2 separate regions of the Homo sapiens genome follow, and region 1 is linked to region 2. Evidence: read pairs that join two places in POLR2A ChIA-PET (ENCODE). Cell type or tissue: A673. All regions are shown on one strand. Links, peaks and the distances in the headings refer to the core of each region. The heading gives the core; the rest is flanking DNA. Region 1 has its middle 12 kb from the start of LINC01849. Region 2 has its middle 53 kb from the start of NPAS2.

Evidence for each region. ChIA-PET counts read pairs that join two places held together with the same protein. Peaks named below come from ENCODE experiments on the same cell type or tissue, not always from the same donor. Only the 100,000 strongest peaks of a DNase experiment are listed, where the experiment ranks them.
Region 1: POLR2A ChIA-PET joins it to region 2 with 5 read pairs; 2 of 35 experiments call an interaction of 5 or more read pairs at or near these places.

What each region holds. Positions count from the first base shown.
Region 1 is chr2:100,587,330-100,596,946 of GRCh38, reverse strand. It overlaps the pseudogene HMGN2P22. Among named protein-coding and RNA genes, the nearest start is that of LINC01849, 12 kb to the left of the region's middle. In A673, for the core only: no CTCF peak of the experiment used is centred there; no DNase peak of the experiment used is centred there.
Region 2 is chr2:100,765,474-100,769,473 of GRCh38, reverse strand. No RefSeq gene overlaps it. Among named protein-coding and RNA genes, the nearest start is that of NPAS2, 53 kb to the left of the region's middle. In A673, for the core only: no CTCF peak of the experiment used is centred there; a DNase peak (open chromatin) is centred at 2,023.

The DNA of each region.
Region 1 (9,617 bases), core at 2,434-6,433, 170 kb after region 2:
CAAACAATTTATTTTTATTTTTATTTTTGTCAAACAATTTATTAAGGTTTTATGTCTTAAACTTTTAGATGCTTGACCAAATATATATGAAAAGTGAAAGGAAAATTACCTATTAATGTGAGTAAGTACCTGTTGGATGCTGCATAAGTCCTCCAACCTTGAAATTGGAGATACCTCTCCCTCATATCCTGCTCCACATTGATTTGAGCTCTACCTGCTTTTATCACAGCAACCGCTAAAAACCCAACTTCAGAAAGATCAAAGGAATGTAGCGCAAGCTAATATTGGAACTGCGAACTGTTGGGAGCTGGTGGTTCCTGAAGTATTCAATAAATGTTCAGTATTGCAGCGCTTCCCTTGAGAACTTATCCTGTGCCCACGAACTTGCTACTGGGTTCAGAGGCACTTCAGCAAATGGTTTAGGAACTGCAGCATTAATTTATACTGAGAAATAGAACTGCTACTTAAGAAAGATAACTGCCGGCCCAATGCGGTGGCTCACGCCTGTAATCCCAGCACTTTGGGAGGCCGAGGCTGGCGGATCACGAGGTCAGGAGATCGAGACCATCCTGGCTAACAGGGTGAAACCCTGTCTCTACCAAAAATAGAAAAAATTAGCCGGGTTTGGTGGGGGGCGCCTGTAGTCCCAGCTACTCGGGAGGCTGAGGCAGGAGAATGGCAAGAACCTGGAAGGCGGAGCTTGCAGTGAGCCGAGATCGCACCACTGCACTCCAGCCTGGGGGACAGAGCGAGACTCCATCTCAAAAAAAAAAAAAAAGAAAAAAAGAAAAACAAGAAAAGATAACTGCCAAGGGTACTGGACTTCTCACTTTTTTTGTTCCCAATAAGATTGAGAAACCAAATCAGAGTCAGAAAGCCTTTGGTGCCCAGAGAGATAATGTGGGGATGATAGATCCACCCCGACATGGATCTAGTTATTGCAGTTACTCTGTGTGTGTGTGTGTGCGTGTGTGTGTGTGTGTGCGTGTGTGTGTGTGTGTGTGGGTGTGTCTGGGTGCAGGCACGTAATACATTGTTTCATTTAGGTATCTCAAATCTCAGATGGAACAAAAAGTTGCAAGTTTGTGATGCTTTTCTGTAACATTTGCTAAAAGACAAAGGATTGATTTGTTAATTATTCAACTTTTTATTAAGTATAATTTTCATGTAAAACATGTAGCTGTATTTTGCAAGGTTTCTTTAAATTTTTCTGATTGTCATCTCAGAGAGAGTTACTTACCAAAGAAAAGTACTGGTTTTTAATTTTTTTTTTAAAGTTGTATTTTATATATATTCCAGGGATATTAACAGCCTTTTTCTTCTCAGGAAGTTGGTATATTCAGTATTTTAAATGTCAATAAACAGATTCAGGGAGTTAAAGATCTGCCTTCAAAATTAAAAGCTAGAAGGGTCAGGTTAAAATAACCTAACACACCTTCATCTATTGTGGGATAAAACTACAACATTTCATGGGTTCTAAGCATCCTCCCCTCATTGTTAATATCTCTGAGGTCAGGGTGCATCTTATGGTTACTGTGGCAGGTGGCAGCTGTGATCAAGTTGTCACAGGCCAGGCGCGGTGGCTCACGCCTGTAATCCCAGCACTTTGGGAGGCCAAGGCGGGTGGATCACGAGGTCAGGAGATCGAGACCATCCTGGCCAATATGGTGAAACTCTGTCTCTACTAAAAATACAAAAATTAGCCAGGCATGGCAGTGCATGCCTGTAATCCCAGCTACTCAGGAGGCTGAGGCAGGAGAATCGCTTGAACCAGGAGTCGGAGGTTGCAGTGAGCTGAGATTGCACCACAGCACTCCAGTCTGGCGACAGAGTGAGACTCCGTCTCGAAAAAAGAAAAAAAGAAAAAGAAAGTTGTCACTGCATGCCACCTTCTGGTGGGATCAAGAAAGCACCAGCATCAAAACTAGCAGAAAAGACACTAGAGCTGGACTCTGAATGGAAGGACATTTTTAGGAATACCTTTACCAACTTACAGGAAGACCTCATGTTATTGCACGTTACATACACTGTTTTTTACAAATTGAAGGGTTGGAGCAAACCTGCATCAGGCAAGCCTATCAGTGCCATTTTTCCAACAGCATGTGCTCACTTCATGTCTCTGTCACATTTTGATAGTTCTTGCAATATTACCAACTTTTTCATTATTATTATATCTGCTAGGATGATCTGATCAGTGATCTTTGATGTTACTGTTGCAATTGTTTGGGGCGCCACAAACCACACCTACACAAGATAAACAAACTTACTCGATACATGTTGTGTGTTCTGGCTGCATCACAGATGGGCTGTTTCCCTATCTCTCTCCCTCTCCTTCAGCCTCCCTATTGCCTGAGACACAGCAATATTGAAATTAGGCTAATTGGTAACTCTACAATGACCTGTAAGTGTTCAAGTGAAAGGAAGCATTGGACATCTCTCTTTAAATCACAATTTAGAAATGATTAAGCTTTGTGAGAAAGGCATGACAAAAGATGAGATAGGCTCAAAGCTAGGCCTCTTGCACCAAACAGTTAGCCAATTAGTAAATGCAAAGGATAAGTTATTGAAGGAAATTAAAAGTGCTACTCCAGTGAACACATGATGGATAAGAAAGCAAATAGTCTTATTGCTGATATGGAGAAAGTTTTAGTGGTCTGGATAGAAAATCAAACTAGCCACAACATTTCTTTAAATCAAAGCCTAATCCACAGGAAGGCTGTAACTGTCTTTAATTCTTTGAAGTCTGAGAGGTGAGAAAGCTGCAAAAGAAATGTTTGAAGGTAGCAGAAGTTGGTTCGTGAAGTTTAAGGAAAGAAGCCATCTCAGCTGGGCATGGTGGCTCGCACCTGTAATCCCAGCACTTTGGGAGGCCTAGGTGAGTGGATCACTTGAGGTCAGGAGTTTGAGATCAGCCTGACCAACATGGAGAAACCCCGTCTCTACTAATAATACAAAATTAGCTGGGTGTGGTGGCAGGCACCTATAATCCCAGCTACTCTGGAGGCTGAGGCAGGAGAATCACTTGAACCCAGGAAGCAGAGGTTGCAGTGAGCCGAGATCATACCACTGCACTCCAGCCTGGGACACAGAGTGAAACTCTGTCTTAAGTAAATAAATGAATAAATAAATAAATAAGCCATCTCCATAACACAAAAGTGCAAGGTAAAGCAGCAAGTGCTGATGTGGAAGCTACAGCGAGCTATCCAGAAGATCTAGCTAAGGTCATTGATGAAGGTGGTCACATTACACAACAGATTTTCAGTGTACATGAAACAGCCTTCTGTAGGAAGAAGACACTATCTAGGACTTGCATAGCTAAAGAGGGGAGGTCAACGCCTTGCTTCGAACTCCAAAGGACATACTCTTTTATTTGGAGACAAATTCTCTTGTTAGGAGCTAATGCAGCTACTGACTTTAAGTTGAAACCAATGCTCATTGACCATTCCAGAAATCCTGGGGCCCTTAAGAATTAGGTTAAATGTACTCTGCTTGTGCTCTATAAATGGAAAACCAAAGCCCAGATAATAGCATATCTGTTTACAGCATAGTTTACAAAATATTTGGAGGCCTATTGCTCAGGATAAAAAGATTCCTTTCTAAGTATTACTGCTTGTTGACAATGCACTTGTTACCAAAGAGCTCTGAAGGAGATGCACAAGGAGATGAATGCCGTTTCATGCCTGCTAACACAACATCCATTCTGCAGCACAGGGGTCAAGGAGCAATTCTGAGTTTCAAGTCTTATCATTTAAGACACTTATTTCATAAGGCTATAGTTGCCATAGATAGTGTTTCCTCTGATGCGTCTGGGCAAAGTAAATTGAAAACTTTCTGGAAAGGATTCGTCATTCTACATATATATATATACACATATATATGTGTGTGTGTGTATATGTGTGTGTGTGTGTGTGTGTGTGTGTGTGTATATATATATATATATATATATATATATGGATACAGAATCTCTCTTTGTCACCCAGGCTGGAGTGCAGTGGTGTGATCTCAGCTCACTGCAACCTCCACCTCCAGGGTTCAACCAATTTTCCTGCCTCAGCCTTGTGAGTAGCTGGGATTACAAGCTTACACCACCATGCCCGGCTAGTTTTTGTATTTTTAGTAGAGATGGGGTTTCACCATGTTGGCCAAGCTGGTCTCAAACTCCTGACCTCAAGTGATCTGCCTGCCTCAGCCTCCCAAAGTGCTGGGATTACAGACGTGAGCCACCATGCCTAGCCAGATTCATCATTCTAAATGCCATGAGGACATTCGTGATTGATGGGAGGAGGTCAAAACACCAACATCAACAGGAGTTTGAAAAAAGTTGATACCAATCCTCCTGGATGACTTTGAGGGGGGGTTCAAGAATTCAGAAGAGGAAGTCACTGCAGATGTGGTGGAAACAGTAAGAGAGCTAGAGTTAGAAGTGGAGCCTGAAGATGGGACTGAATTGCTACAATCTCGTGATAAAACTTTAACAAACAGGAAGTTGCTTTTTATGGATGAGCCAAGAAAGTGGTTTCTTGAGAGATGGAATGTACTCCTGGTGAAGATGCTGTGAGCATTGTTGAAATGACACATTCCACTGTTGAATATTCCATAAATGTACTTGATAAGCAGCAGCAGGGTTTGAGAGGATTGACTCCAATTTTGAACAAGTTCTACTGTGGATAAAATTCTATCAAACAGCCTTTCATGCTACAGAGAAATCTATCATGAAAGGAATCAATGAGGAAAACTTCACTGTTCTCTGTTTTAAGAAATTGCCCCAGCCACCACAACTTTCAGCAACCACCACCCTGATCAGTCAGCAGCCATTAACAGTGAGGCAAGGGCTGGGTGCAGTGGCTCATGCCTGTAATCCCAGCATTTTGAAAGGCCGAGGTGGTCAGATTGCCTGAGGCCAGGAGTTCAAGACCAGCCTGGCCAAAATGGCAAAACCCCATGACTACAAAAAATACATTAAAAAAAAAAATAGCCAGTCATGGTGGTGCACACCTGTAGTCCCAGCTACTTGGGAGGATAAGGTGGGAGAATCGCTTGAGCCTGGGAAGTTGAGGTTGCAGTGAGCTGAAATCGTGCCACTGAACTACAACCTGGGTGACAGAGCAAGATTCTGTCCGCCCCCCCCCCACCACACCACACATACACACAAATTGAGGCAAGACCATCTACCAGCAAAAATATTACAACTTGCTGAAGGCAAGATGTTTGTTAGCATTTTTTAATCAATAACGCGTTTTTTAATTAGGGTATGTACTTTTTTTACACACACTTAATAGTCTACAGTAATCATATAATGTAAACATATTTGTCATACATACTGAGAAAACTGAAACTTTGTGTGACTTGCTTTATTGCAATATTGAGTCTGGAACTGAGCCTGCAATATCTCTCTTATGCCTGTATTTTACCTTTTAAAAAATGTATGCACAAGAGGGATATGTAACAAAAATCTACATTCCATTTTGTCCAAGCAAGATCTTTTAAACATATAAAATAGAACCAAGGGAGCAGGGTGAAGAAGAAGAGGCGAGAACGACCCCCCCCGACCGACCAAGCCCACGGGCCGCTGCATCCCACGCCCAGCGCCTACGTCCTGCCACCGTCGCTGCCGATACCACCATGCCCAAGAGAAAAGCTGAAGGGGATGCTAAAGGAGACAAACCCAAGGTGAAGGACGAACCACAGAGAAGATCTGCGAGGTTGTCTGCTAAACCTGCTCCTCCAAAGCCAGAGCCCAAGCCTAAAAAGGCCTCTGCAAAGAAGAAAGAGAAGGTACCCAAGGGAAAAAGGGAAAAGCTGATGCTGCCAAGGAGGGGAATAACCCTGCAGAAAGTGGAGATGCCAAGACAGAGCAGGCACAGAAAGCTGAAGGTGCTGGAGAGGCCAAGTGAAGTGTGTGCATTTTTTTTTTTTTTTTTTTGAGATGGAGTCTCGCTCTGTCGCCCAGGCTGGAGTGCAGTGGCGCAATCTCGGCTCACTGCAAGCTCCGCCTCCCGGGTTCACACCATTCTCCTGCCTCAGCCTCCTGAGTAGCTGGAACTACAGGCACCCGCCACCGCGCCCGGCTAATTTTTTGTATTTTTAGTAGAGACGGGGTTTCACCGTGTTAGCCAAGATGGTCTCGATCTCCTGACCTCGTGATCCGCCCGCCTCGGCCTCCCAAAGTGCTGGGATTACAGGCGTGAGCCACCGTGCCCAGCCCATGTGTGTGCATTTTTGATAACTATGTACTTCTGGTGACTGTACAGTTTGAAATACTATTTTTTACCATGTTTTATAAAAATGCAGAATTTTGTTTTACTTTTTTTTTTTAAGCTATGTTGTTAGAACACAGAACACTTCATTGTTGTTTTGGGAGGACGGGGCATGTGTCACTAATAGAAAGTCTCCGAAGCTGGATCGATGTGGGGAAAACACCTTTCCCTTCCAGTTTTGAGAGACTTCCTCTTGGCTCCCAGGAGGAGGGATTCCCTGACTTTGACACACATGACCACCTTGGCACAAAAGCCTTGTGGTATGGAAAACAAATTCGTTTTTATGTCCTCTTCTCCCTTTCCATCTTTCAGCAGAAAATTAACTCCCTTAAACCCAGACATCTGCTGGGACCTGACCCTCAATCATTGGTTACCAGTGTGTCAGGCAATCTGGACTTTCCAGTGATGCCACTGAGATGGCACCTGTCAAAAGAGCAGTGGTTCCATTTCTAGATTGTGGATCTTCAGATAAATTCTACCATTTTCATTTCACTTTCTGAAAGTCAGGGTCGGCTTGTGAAAAGTTGTTAAACAACATGCTAAATGTGAAATGTCAACCCTCACTCCAAACTTTCCCTATTCAGAGCATGAGATGAAGACTTCATTGGGTTTTATAGTGGCTTTCTGATTTCTGGTAGTCCATTGAAGAAGAGAGTTTGAAAGTTGTTGTATACTGTTAACGATTGTCTGCCCATGTCCTGCCTGAAATACCATGATTGTTTATGGAAAGTATCTTTAATAAAGCTGCATACAGTTTGGCTTGGGAAAAAAAAAAAATAGAACCAAACTCTGTGCAAGTTCAGACTCATGCTGCACCACCAGCATCCACACTGGGTCATCTGTGAAGTCCTTCTCCAAGGCACACAGACAGTTGCTCAGCCTTTGCGTAAGGACAGCCCGGAAGTGGAGGGCAGTTCACTCCCCTGGGGCACCCTCAAGTGGTGGAGGCCAGGGTTGGGTGATAAAGCAAGATCCTCTCTGTGGGTGGACAACTCTGGGAGGTCATCTACATGCTTCTTAGAGGTTTCAAAGGGATTGAGTTTCCGCTGCCACCAGCCCTGACCTCACATTCCCACCCTTCTGTCAGCTTTTCCCTTTCCCTGCCTCTGTCTCTCAAAGCTCTCATGCCTTCATCTTTGTTTTTTCTGTTTTGTTTTGTTTTGAGAGACGGAGTCTTGCTCTGTTACTCAGGCTGGAGTGCAGTGGCACAAACTTGGCTCACTGCAACCTGCACCTTCCGGGTTCAAGGGATTCTCCTGCCTCAGCTTCCCAAGTAGCTGAAACTACGGATGTGCACCACCACACCCAGATAATTTTTGTACTTTTTAGTAGAGACGGAATTTCACTCTATGTTGGCCAGGCTCGTCTAGAATTTCTGACCTCAGGTCATCCGCCTGCCTTAGCCTCTCAAAATGCTGGGGTTACAGGCGTGAGCCACCACACCCAACCACATGCCTGCATCTTTGGATCTCCTCTCGAACAAACTGTACCCAAGTCCCCGCTCAGGCTCTGCATCTGGGCAGACCCAAACTAACACCTATGTGTCCCTTTAGTTCTGGCACTTTACTATAGACACATGACAATCAAGAACTGAGTACCACCTTTCTTACAGGATTACAATTTCCTTTTTTTTTTTTTTTTTTTGAGACAGAGTCTCTCTTTGTCAGCCAGGCTGGAGTGCAGAGGTGTGATCTCACTTCATTGCAACCTCCGCCGCCTGGATTCAAGCAATTATCCTAACTCAATCTCCCAAGTAGCTGGGATTACAGGTGTATTCCGCCGTACCTGGCTATTTTTTGTATTTTTAGTAGAGACAGGGTTTCACCATGTTGGCCAGGCTGGTCTTGAACTCCTGACCTCAAGTGATCCGCCTACCTCAGCCTCCCAAAGTGCTGGGATTACAGGGGTGAGCCACCGTGCCTGGCACAATTTCCATTTTGATGTGATTCATGAACTGCCATATTTTAAAATAAATTTAATTTTTTTAGTATAGTTTTAGATTTGCAGAAAAATTCAGAAGCTAGTACAGTGAGTGCTCATATATCCTGCACCAGTTTTCTCTCCTCTTAACATCTTACATGAGCATCGTACACCTGTTACAATTAATGAATCAGTATTGATACATAATTAGTAACTAAAGTCTATCTGCTTTCAGAGTTCTGTTGTTTCTGACTGATGCACTTTTTCTGTTCTAGGACCTTATCCAGGACACCATATTCCATTTACTAGTCAGGTCTTCTTAGGCACCTCTTGGCTATAAAAGTTTCTCAGATTTTCCTTGTTTTTGATGACGTTGATAGTTTTTCTAGTCAGCTATTCTGTAGAATGTTCTTCAATTTGGACTTGTCAGATGTTTTTGTCTTAATTGTGGTTTGGTTTTTTGGAGGAAGACCAAAGAAGTAAAGCGTCATTTTCATTACATCATACCCAGGGTCTGTACTACCAGTATGACTCATCACTGTTGATTTTGACCTTGATCACCCAGCTGAGATAGTGTTAGGTTTCTACACTATAAAGATACTCTTCCCAGCCAGGCGCGGTGGCTCACGCCTGTAATCCCAGAAATTTGGGAGGCTGAGATGGGTGGATCATTTGAGGTAAGGAGTTCCAGACCAGCCTGGCCAACATGGCAAAACCCCATCTCTACTAAAAATAAAAAAATAAAAAAATTATTGTTGGGTACCTGTAATCCCAGCTACTGGGGAGGCTGAAGCAGAAGAATCACTTGAACCCAGGAGGCAGAGGTTGCAGTGAGCCGAGATCGAGCCACTGCACTCCAGCCTGAGCAACACAGCAAGACTCCAACTCAAAAAAAAGAAAAAAAAAAGGTACTCTTCCCACCTCCCTTTTCATATTGTACACTTTGGAAGGAAGTTGCTATGGACAACCCACCCTTAAAGAGTGGAATATCTTAAGTAGAGTATCTCTACGTTATTTGGAATGCTGCCTGGGCGATGGTCTCTTCTCCTCCACTTATTTATTTATTTATTTATTTCCATTCATATATATATATATGTGTGTGTGTGTGTGTGTGTGTGTATACATATATATGGGTTTCTTTGTGTTTTTTGTTTGTTTGTTTGTTTGTTTAGCTGAAGTTTCGCTCTTGTCACCCAGGCTGGAGTGCAAAGGCGTGATCCCGGCTCACTGCAACCTCCACCTCCGGGGCTCAAGCAATTCTCCTGCCTCAGTCTCCTGAGTAGCTGGGATTACAGGTGCTTGCCACCATGCCTGGCTAATTTTTGTATTTTTAGTAGAGATGGGGTTTCACCATATTGGCCAGGCTTGTCTTGAAATCCTGACCTCAGGTGATCCTCCCGCCTTAGCCTCCCAAAGTGTTGGGATTACAGGTGTGAGCCA
Region 2 (4,000 bases), core at 1-4,000:
TTCTCCTTTTCTCCTTGCCTGTGAGTTAGTGAACCTTACTCTTTGCCAGGTAGGAGTGTATGGAGGTAGAATGAGATTGCTGATTGCATGTCCCTGAAGACGGAAAAACCGCTCTGTTGGTGGCAGTATCAGCTCATGCCCCACCTCCATTGTTCTTTTATTGGTATTTCTAAAATTCTGCAGGACTCAGTTAAAAGTTTCCATCAGTTCAAGTGAACTCCGATCACATGCCTCTCTCTTCTATTCATTTTCTAACAACTTTCTCAGGTTAGAGCCGCCCAATTTAACAGAGAAAAAGTTGGTAGCCCTATAATAAATCTTGGGAAAGTGTAGAGAAAACACTCCCTTGCTGCCTTTGGCAAATCGAATAAGCAAATAAGCTCATGTTCTTAGAAGAAACTCAATTCTTAGAAACTCTTCTCCTTCACACAGCTGCGAGGACAATTGCAGATTAATTAATTGAAGTGCATTGGAAGAGATATATACTAGAAAACATTTTCCAAAGATGGCTTTCTCAGGGTTTTAATTTGAAACTGTTGATGGAAAAGCCTATTTCAGTGACTAGTCCATTGAGCAGGCTTCTTATTTGTATGCATGGGAAATCCCAGTGACCCATCCGCCGGGCTGGTCAAGAGGCTGCTGAGATGTTCATTACCACTCACTTTCTCCTCCAGTGGAGGCCTGAGACACAGAGACAAGACTAGGAGTTTCTTTGTTATTTATCTTTGATGAAGTTCTTCTCCACAGCCAGGGAAGTGTCCCAGTTTATGTGTGGGGTCAGCCAAGGTTAGTGCAGATGGCTGGCCGGGGAGCTGATTCTAGTGCCTCCAGTCTTGGGTGGCTGTGGCTGGGGTAGGGAGGGCAGGGTGTCAGGGTCCTCCCTGAGCATTGTGATGGAGGATCCTCTACCCTGTGCAAAGAAGTCAGCCAGAGTTTAGATTCTGGAGCAGTGTATTCAATTTGGGTAACGTCAGAAGCCAAAGAACAGACTGCCATTCGGGAGAGAAGGACCAGGAAGCCAGGTGCAGGGTTATTGGCCTCTGCTTTGCCTGTGGCTGGCTTACTGGGGGAGCTGCCTGAATTGTCCCTTGAGTCTGTGGTCTGAGATATCAGCTGAAAGGCCGCCTGCCCATTTCTCTGCCACCAGGAAGTTCTGGGGCCCAGACTTTGGCCCCTTCTGAAGCTCTCTCCTCTAAAGGAACCCAGCTGAAGCTTTGATTGCTACTTCACTGTTTAATATTTCCTTTTTATTCTCCCCTGGCTTCTAGCACCCAGTGACTAGCAATGGAGAAGGGAGGTGCTATGGAATTATAAGGGCTCATTTTGATTATCTTTTAAAGTATTGCTTTCAAACTTTAAAAAGAAGAGAGAAAACATCCACTGTATAGCAACCTGTCAAGCAGCTTGCGCCCAGGACAATGGTTATGGCACCTCAGCCCATTCATGAGCCCTGAGGCTCCCGGTGAATTCACAAGGCCATGTTTACTGACACACAGGAAGGGAGTTTAGGCTCCATTGCCTCACCTACTACTCACTGTCTATTTAAACTTTCTGAGTCTTAGTTTCTTCAGCTACAAAACGAAAATCAAAACACATAGCCCACAGCTTTATCAGGTAGAATATGACATTTTAAAGTGCTATGAAACTACAAATAATCATTCAAATGCAAACAAGAGCTTGTTCTTATAACAAAGATCATAAAGCGCTTGTATTTGGCTATACAAAGATCATATAGTCCTTCTTCTTATAACAAAGATCATACAGACCTTGTGTGTGGAGATCTGATACTAAAATCCATATGTTGAATACTGACCATCCTCTGCCAAGGCTCAGAATTCTATTGAGCCTATACTAAGGAAATTCTACAGAGCTTGTCATCCAACTGGCATTTAAAGGGTCACCTTCTTCCCTCTGTAATTGTTGGCAAGTCATATCCAGGGACTGTCATGCTACATTCATTTATTCCACAAATATTATGACTCACTTGCTCTGCAGTCCCGTGGATTTGATTTTATAGGGTAAGCAGAGCTCATTAACCCCTTTGTAAAACTTCCAGGAAGGAAGTGCAGTGAGGCTCTGCAGAGTCTTATTTATTCCAGCATCTCTAGCACCCAGCACACATGTCTGACAAATAGCAGATGCCTAGGAATCTGATGGATGAAAGGATAAGTCAAAGTACTGGAATGCACTGGCTTCTTCCATTGTCTCTGTAGGATGTTTTCCAAGAGTCTACAACTGCCTTTCATTTCTTTAAAATAGGAAGACAGATTATACCTTGTCACCAATGGAAATCAGTGAAAGTTAAACCGTGGGGCATGTAGGCTTTCAAAGGACAGGGTAGCTAGTTATTACGGGAAAGGTTTAAGACAACAACAAGAGCCACCCTGAAAAGTCTTGGCTTGCTTTCCATTCCCAGGATCAAGTCAGTGATGAATGACCATGTTCTAAACGAAGGCTGCTGCCTGTATGGTAATTCTTGCATCTGAGCAGAGGTGCTTTCCACAATATGCAGGAGTATCTGGGACTGCCCAGGGGAAGCAGAGACCTTCTGGAGGGCCTGCAGCTTTGAGTCCCCAGGGAGTAGGTTGTGATGAGGAGTGAGAGGACCCAGACATTTCTATTCTAGGGACAGCAAAGGCCAGTGCCCAGTCCTACTGTGAGGATAGGATTCCCTGCAGTAATAATTGTGTGGTAATGATTCACTGATGGAATCAATGTGGAGTCAGTCCAATCTCAAAACATTTTTGCACCTAACCTGTTAAGGACTTAGAAATCTATTCTTGTACTTGCAGGATATCCAAGGTCTTTCTCTCCCTTGTGTCTTCCTTTCCTTCTTTAACCAGGATTCCTTTTTCTCAGGGTTTCAATGTCGCTCATTGGTGGCCCTTATTCTGAGCCAGGTGCTGAGCAAACAGAGATGTAGGAAGCAGAGTCCTGTTCTCGATGGGCCTCCAGTGCAGTCAGGGAGGAACTCTTCATGGATAATTACTCTCCAAGCATGAGAGGGTAGGCATCCTAAAGCTGATTTGCACAATGCGTTGGGCAGGGAGTAGTTTATGTATGCTAGACTCAAGGGAAAGAGGGTGGCCTCCCAAAGACGACAGCCCCTGAGCAGGGCTTAGCAATCCGCCACGGAGATAGAGGCTGGGCATTCCAGGTTGAGGAAGGTCATGAGCAAATGTGGAGGGGGAAAAATTGAGAAGCCCAGACTAGAGCCAATGGGTGAATGCGAATAGCACAGGGAGAGGCAAAGCTTCTTGTGTCCAGAAGAGCAGATATTCCTTACCTGTTCTGCTCAGGACCTCAAATTTTATTCTGTAGGCAATGGGGACTCACCAAAGGTTTTTAAGAAGGAGAAAATTATAACCAGGTCTATATTTTGCAAGATCATGGTGGCTACCTCAAGGACGATAGATTGGGGTTAGGATGAGTAACAGGGAGCTGGGGACGTAGAAACCTGTTAGGGTGAGGTTGCAATTGTCCACATGAGAAATAGTGAAGGGAAGAGAAACCAACACTTATTAAAGCTCTATTATGTGTCAGGCTGGGCATACTAGGTACCTTGACTAGCTACCTCATTTAATTCCCAGGAAAGCCCTGCAAAGAAGCTATTATTGTTGCTACTCTACCTATGAGGGACTGAGAGGTGCAACTGTGCCAAGGTCATGTGACAAGAAATGCCCTCCCTGCCTCTACGGGGGCCACTGGCTGGAGTATGGGCTGGCAGGGGCCAAGTGAGAGTGAGCTGCGTGAGAGCTGCTGGAAGGAGAGGGAGGCATAGGGCAGGACTAGGGATGAAAGGCACGGGTGGGAGGGCAACAAAGACTTGTAGCTTAAGGAGGTGCTTGGCAGTGGTTCAGCCAGTAAAAGGGGCCAAGAGCAGATTACCGTCCAGACAGCAAGAGCTTATTCTGCCATACATACTTAGGCACACATCTTTATTACTACCAGACAGCATTATTTCTGATGAAGTATTTTTTTTACATAAATACTTTGGAAT